2 separate regions of the Homo sapiens genome follow, and region 2 is linked to region 1. Evidence: chromatin contacts called from ENCODE Hi-C data. All regions are on one chromosome and are shown on one strand. Each heading gives the region's core, a stretch centred on a gene start or an enhancer-like site at or near the end of the contact. The rest is flanking DNA. Distances are from core to core; before and after follow the strand shown. Region 1 holds the start of LINC02397 (long intergenic non-protein coding RNA 2397). Region 2 has its middle 16 kb from the start of MIR492.

Evidence for each region. A loop is a pair of places that touch in the nucleus more often than their neighbours do. Pooled maps may share reads with other maps.
Region 2: a loop to region 1 is called in a pooled map, with 6 times the contacts of the local background. The contact joins the enhancer-like site here to the promoter of LINC02397 in region 1. A Hi-C loop is called at or near these places in 2 of 37 single-sample maps with no recorded cell type and 2 of 50 pooled maps.

The regions. Positions count from the first base shown.
Region 1 is chr12:92,465,429-92,467,928 of GRCh38, forward strand. LINC02397 (long intergenic non-protein coding RNA 2397) reads left to right here and starts at 1,251. Exons shown (of 2, transcript NR_144532.1): 1 at 1,251-1,574. RefSeq lists a silencer at 885-1,179 and enhancers at 892-1,399, 1,156-1,305, 1,506-1,595, 2,376-2,435.
Region 2 is chr12:94,815,475-94,820,339 of GRCh38, forward strand. No RefSeq gene overlaps it. Among named protein-coding and RNA genes, the nearest start is that of MIR492, 16 kb to the right of the region's middle. RefSeq lists enhancers at 337-976, 497-586, 2,567-3,086. Within about 2 kb of position 2,722, at least 3 of the 41 ENCODE cell types and tissues checked have a DNase peak (open chromatin) inside an H3K27ac peak, as active enhancers do.

The DNA.
Region 1 (2,500 bases), core at 1-2,500:
TTTTTTCTCTGTATTCCAGACTCCTGGCATTTAATCTATTGGGTGGGAATAAATGACGTAAATTGTACTCATATTTGCAAAAAGCCCAAAAAAGATGTTAAGGCTGTTAACAACAGACGTCTACGCTACAGTTGAAATGGGCTAGGTGAATTGAGACAGAATTCTATGAACATTTTATGAAGCTTTCCTTAAATTTCTAATTGAAAATTGCTACTGTTTGTGTTACTGTTGATTCATTTCATTTAAGTCTTGGTCTTGTAGATTCTATTGATACCCCATTCTTGGGGATGAAAAACAATGTTAAATGCGCACATTTGTTAGGAAAATGGGCTGGGTGGGAGACGGAAGGCTTTGGCCGCCATCCTAGGGCATTCCTGTGCATTGCGATGGTCAGCATTTCTGTATCTAAACATCGAAAAAGTACAATAAAAATACAGTATTATAATCTGGGACCACTATCATACACGCAGTCTTTCTTGACCAAAACATCCTTATGCCGTGCGTGGCTGTGCTGAGAAGGAGGAGCACTCGTCCTCTCCAAGCACATCCAATTTGCCTCAGTCCTCATGACTCCCGCCCTGTTACCAGAACTGAGCTCATTTGTTATTGAAGTTGCTTTTCTTATACCCAGCCCAGTTTTCCATTGATGCTTCCGCTTATTCTATGTAGGTATTTTCATTTATCACACAATATCCCTAGTCTAAGACTTCATTTGAGGAAAGAAAAAAAAAAAAACCTCTGCTGCTAAAAATAATTTGAAAACTCCTAGACAATAGGACCTTTCAAATCCCTTACAATTCTAACAACCAGTGAATTCATGCTTCACAGCCATTCAGATCTATACGTATGAAATACAAGACATATGTGTTCAACTTTCCTTCATCGCCTCCTTTAAACTTTCTTTTTTCTTTTTTGAGTCAGTCCCTGCAGGAACAGACCAAGTGAGCCCATTAAGAGAACAGTTCATTCCCACCTGCTACCTCGAGCCAGCCAACAATCTCAGCCTCACCACTCCATTCTTGATTATGTAGAACCATTCCAATCCTGAGTGACAGGATTTGCAAAGACAGCTGTTGGGCTCCACAAACATTTGGAGGAGGGGAAAATGTGAGGTTGGTTGCTACATTCTCCTACTTCTTTTTACTGAAAGGAACAGCTGCGATCTTCACATGTAAGATGAAGTAAACAAAAGCTGACAATGCCCAGCACCATTCAGCAGTAAGCATTCAAATGGATTTTTCCTCACCGCGTTTGCAGGCCCGGCACAGTCTCAGTTCCCCACAGCACAGAGAGGAAGCAAGGTCTTTGCATGCCCTGTTCACTTGGCCAAACATTGCCCTAGATGTGCAATTCAACCCATATAAAGCAAGCGTAATTCAAGAGCCCTGACTCTTTCACCATTTCATGATGGCTTATTACTCGCACACGGCATTGTCAGGTTCCAGCAACTCTGTGTGCAGCAGGCAGAAATGCAGTGTTTATCTCTGACAGGCAAACATTCTTAGGCTCATCGGCATGAGTATCCACGCTGAACTGGCTATCGGGGAAGTAGATCCCTGCATGGGAAAGTCAAGGTATGTTTAGAGGGACTCGATGATTCAACCCCATTGGCTGGTTCATTCCTTTTGTTTCCTCTGCCTTTTTATTTGCTTACACAGAAAACAGAGCATTCATTTATTTCTTTTCCCTCTCTCATCTCTATTAACCACTAGGGCCATCTGCCCATCTGAAACTGTCTTTGGCTGCATGGTTGTGAATCCAGGTGACAGTGAAAATGAAGAAGTGGTGATTGTCCCTGCATGTTTTCTCTGAAGGGTTAACTAAAAAAAAAAAAAAAAAAAGCCTTTGTGTCTGTTTCGAGTTCTCCAGTTGAAATACTGTACTCATTGAACTGCAAGAAATAAAACCTGCAAGTAGGCACTGTGCTAATGTAATAGAAATGTGTTAGACAGGGGCACTATTTCTTAAATATGCTTGAATTAAGCAAGTTCTTTTAAAAAGTGGGTGGGACTTTTGATGTTTTACATAGTTATATTTTCAATTTCTTGTGCTCAGTTTAAAACTCAAGATTCTTTGTTTCTGTGTGTGTCATTAGGGCAGGTGTTGGATGACAAGTAAATGCACTGAAAAATGAAAAAAAAAGATTTGTGCCCTAACCTCCATGAATTTGGTGACTTAATATATCCATACAGATCTGACTTTTAATCAAAGGTGCTCACAGGTGGGGTAAGGGATAAGGAGGAATTTGTCTACAGGATCCTTTTATCCTAAGTTGCCTTACAACATCCAATTGTGTTACCGTTTTTTTTTTTTTTTTTACAAACCCATTGCTAGGCTAAGAAGTATTGATTCCATCTAGTTAAACATGTCGAGTGAGAGGAAGTGATCAATGGATTACTTCTTCAAAACATTTATCCCCCCTAGTGGAATCCTCTGATTTTTATAACATTAAAGAGCCAGGTATAGGAGTTGGGAGAAGAATTTAAAATTTGAAATGTCT
Region 2 (4,865 bases), core at 1,472-3,971, 2.4 Mb after region 1:
GCCTACTGACTTAAAATGAGTCTTGGTGCAGAATTTCCCAGAGACATTGGCTCCTATCCCCTCCCTCCCCCCTGCTTTCCTTTAAAGTTGATTCAAGCAAGGAAGCATGGGCTTTATGGCCAGGGCCTAATATGAGTAAACACAGGCCTCCAGGGCCCTGGCCCCTGCTCACCATGATCAATAACCTAGTCCTGGCCAGGTGAGGTGACTCACGCCTATTATTACAGCACTTTGAGAGGCTGAGGCAAGCAGATCACTTGAGGTCAAGAGTTTGAGACCAACCTGGCCAACATGGTGAAACCCTGTCTCTATTAAAAATACAAAAATTATCCAGGTGAGGTGGTGCACACCTGTAATCCCAGCTACTCGGGAGGCAGAGACATGAGAATCACTTGAACCCAGGAGGTGAAAGTTGCAGTGAGCCGAGATCACGTCACTGCACTCCAGCTTGGGCAACAGAGCGAGACTCTGTCTCAAAAAGAAAACAAACAAACAAACAAACAAGAATAACCCAGTCCTCAGTGTCAAATGAGTTCCATCACAGCCAAGCACACTGCCAGCCTTTCTCTTTCCCTCACGAGAGAACTCTCCTGCGCTCAGCTTTCCTCTCTTCATTTGCATTACAAAAAGCACACCTGACCCTGTTGAAAAGGGCATTTAAGGAGATCATCAAAGGGGCCTGTGGTGCTCCTTTCACAGCACATGATCTCTCTCCCTGATAAGCCCTCTCCCCAGCCTTAAGAAACCCACATTCGGGAGCAACATTACGCTACCAGCTGCAGCTGAGGGCTCTGGGTGAAATCGAGCCAGGGCTGGGGAACAACTCAAAAGTCATCTGAGAGGTGTGACACCTCCCTGGCGTCCAGACCCACGGCAGGCAGCCTACAGACTTTTTCTCTTTGACTTTTTAAAGTAAGATTTATGAAACCACTTTTCCTATCACGGCATAAGAAATGATAACTGCTTGAAGGATTATACCTCTTTGCCATTTGATGACATCTCTGTAAGTACAGGGAACTATGGGCTCTGTCATCTTTGCATCCCTAAAATCAAATTCAGAAACTGGCCCCCAAAAAGGCTGTTGAATAAATACATAAGTAAATTCCATTTTTATACTATCTACTGATGTCTAAAAATTCCAAATTAGAAGTTAAAAATCCTATGATAGATATCTAAAGGAGAACAAAGTAATCCAAAATTAATTATATATTACATGCTACCTAGGATTTTATGAAACTGAGCTCAATCTCAAAATTAAAGAACTGTACTATAGGCTGGGAGCAGTGGCTCACGCCTATAACCCCAGCACTTTGGGAGGCCAAGGCAGGCAAATCACTTGAGGCCAGGAGTTCAAGACCAGCCTGGCCAACATAGTGAAAACCCATCTCTGCTAAAAATACAAAGATTAGCCGGGTGTGGTGGCTGGGGCCTGGAACCCCACCTACTTAGGAGGCTGAGGCACAAGAATTGCTTGAACCTGGGAGGCGGGCCATGAGCCTAGATCGCACCACTGCACTCCAGCTTGGATCACAGAGCGAGACTGTCTCAAAAAAAAAAAAAAAAAAAAAAAAAAAAGAAAGAACTTACTGTAAAATCTGCTTTGCTTTGTTACTCACTCTTATGAATACAGAGCCAATCACTGGTTCTAGCCTCACTATTATGCTATATTAAGGGAGGAGACCACCCCTCATATTGTCTTACACCCAATTTCTGCCTCCAAATAAAGAAGTAAAAACTAAAAGGCAGAAATGAAATCCACAGGCAGACAGCCCAGCGCTGAGCCCTGGGCCTGGTAGTTAAAGATCGACCCCTAACCTAAGCGGTTATGTCATCTATAGATTCCAGACATTATATGGAAAAGCATTGTGAAAATCCCTGTCCTGTTCCGTTCTGATTACCAGTGCATGCAGCCCCCAGTCACGTACTCCCAGCTTGCTCAATCGATCACGATCCTCTCACGCGGACCCCCTTAGAGTTGTAAGCCCTTAAAAGGGACAGGAATTGCTCACTTGGGGAGCTCAGTTGTTGGAGACGTGAGTCTTGCCGACGCTCCCAGCCGAATAAAGCCCTTCCTTAACTCGGTGTCTGAGGGGTTTTGTCTGCAGCTCGTCCTGCTACAATATTACTGTATATATGTAAAATATGCTATATTACTATATTTTCTCATTTATAAAGTGGGAGTAAAAATAACAGCTACCTCATTGCATTTTTGTGAGGATTAAATTAGTTAACACATGTATAATAGTTATGGGACATAGTGACCACTTAAGAAATGTTAGCTAGTATTATTGTTGTTGTTACCAGGCACTGTTCTGGCTAACATTCTATTAGACCAAGTTAAATATTAGTTCATTTAGTTAATCTGCCCAGAAAAGTATTAATAGAAGCAAGTTGCCCATATAACCTGTCCCCTTGACAACAAAATTTGCCTTCTGAAAGCCATTAATGGATTCTCAAGGTACAAGAATTGCCTATGAATTGTTTACTTTTTAGAATATGATTTCCCCTTGAGGCAGAATATATATTTAACAGGTCCTAAATGTATACCAGAAAGAACTGAATCGCCAGCTTCACTAACAGGTTTCTCTAAAAAGAAAATCAGACAGCAATTTTACCTTCTGTTCAGGCCAGATGATGTTCCTAATCCTGCAAGGTCTGGGGTACTTTCATCTGATAAGAGCCCATGAGCTTCTGAGAGCTTCAAATGACTACTACTTAGGTTAAAAATAAGCACCGAGAAACAAAAACTGAGAAACAAAAGCAGAAGTATTTCTAAAATTGCTCTCTTCGCACTGTCTCGCTGCGGGTACTTTCCTGTCTCTCAGATCACTGACCTTCAGTCCAGCAATTTCCAGTGTCCTGCAGGCTGCTGATCCCAAGATGCTCAGCCACACAAAGGTGTTGCGGCCAAGTAAGGTTGGGGAACCCATACTATACTCCCTTTTGCCACAATACCTTTTTAACCAGACTCCTTTTGTGATAGTAGGTAGCTAGTTAGACCTGAGCAGGGCAGAAGAGGGCTCCCCTGCCCCACTCCAGGAGTGTCAGGCAACCACTGAGGTCAGGCAGTTGTTAACTGTCTCTCTAAAATAATAATTGGGCCGGGCACGGTGGCTCACACCTGTAATCCCAGCACTTTGGGAGGCTGAGGCAGGCGGATCTCTTGAGGTCTGGAGTTTGAGACCAGCTTGGCCAACACAGTGAAACCCCATCTCTAATAAAAATACAAAAATTGGCAGGGCATGGTTGCGGGCACCTGTAATCCCAGCTTCCCCGGGAGCCTGAGGCAGGAGAATCGCTTGAACCTGGGAGGCGGAGGTTGCAGTGAGCCGAGATCGCACCACTGCACTCCAGCCTAGGCTACAGAGCGAGAATCTAAATAAAAGAATAAAATAAAATAAAATAATAATTGGTCACAGCCAGCACCAGAGAAAGGCAGTCTCCCAATAGATAGAAACACCTGAAGCTGGGAATCAGCAGTTTCCTGATAAGATCTCAGGAGTTGGGCCAGTGGGCTCAAGCAAAAAAGAGGCAAAATGGCAAAGTTTAACTGGTATATGACCTTCTAGGAACATTCAACTGGTAAGAGAAGAATGCCTCGAGTGAGCATGCGTACAACTCCAGTAAACATACCGTGCATGCATCACTCCTAAGTGCTGGCAGCCACTGCGGATGCGGAGAGCCCACCCAAGGGAAGAATCAGGAGACAAGGGACACAAGCTCCTGGAAATATGACAACATATAAAATCCCAAGTCAATGGGGAATCCATGCACTTGATCTCTCCAGTCACCCCCTTGGCCCTCTTCCAAGTTCACTTCCTTTCATTCCTGCTGTAAAGCTTTTGAATAAACTTTCATTCCTCTAAAACTTGCCTTGGTCTCTGTGTCAAATATTTTCTTCTGAAGAGGGAAGAATTGAGGTTGCTGCAGACCTGTATGGACTCACCACTGCTAACACCTTTTTCAAGGAATATCTACTAGAATCTAGGTGTTGGAAATGCTGAAATAGTCTAAACTAACCAATTATTTCCACCTTAAAATGACTGTAGGCTCATTCACCTGGCCTGGCAAAGTCAGCACTTACTTAAAAGCAGATGGGAGAGAATGTTGACCCTATACATACCCACAGTCCCTGATCAACATACATTTTCATGAAGAGGTATATCTTGGATCAAGTCAAAAAGAAACTATCCCCGGATCCATCTGAGGTGTGTCCCATACTCAGGGAACACACCAAAAAATTCAGGAATGGCTCACAGGGAAGCATGATTTCAGAAGATCGGGAGCATAAGAAAAAGGAAGATGATGACACTATAAGAGAAATCCTATCAACAAAAGGAATATAATTCTCCTCCTGTTTTTTTTAAGTCAAGGAGAAGAATGCTGGTGCATTACAATCTAATTGGAACATGTCCAAAGTGATGGGAGAAATCCACTGACACCAGATTAAAGGAGTCCTGAGCAGAGAGGAAGCTGGATGGTGGCAGGGTCCTCGAAAAACTATCTCCAAAGACTCCAATCTCTAGAGCATTATCTTAGTTCTATGACTGGAAATTTTTTCCAGAATCCTCAATATCTATCTGTAATGTAAGGCTCCTTTTTGCTAGCACCAGAAGCTTACATAAAATTAGGCACTTGGGGAAGCATCTTGACCCCCTCATCAGGCCACCCAACCATAACTGCCCCAATGGCCAACAGGTGGGGATTATGGGAACTATAATTCAAGATAAGATTTGGGTGGGGACACAGTCGAACCATATCAATGGAGGAATACATGGATATACATGCAGAAATCTGGGTGGCTTTAATTCCTTCCATGAGGTCTTACAATCCTACCATCACTATAAACTAGCCAAAATTAAAAT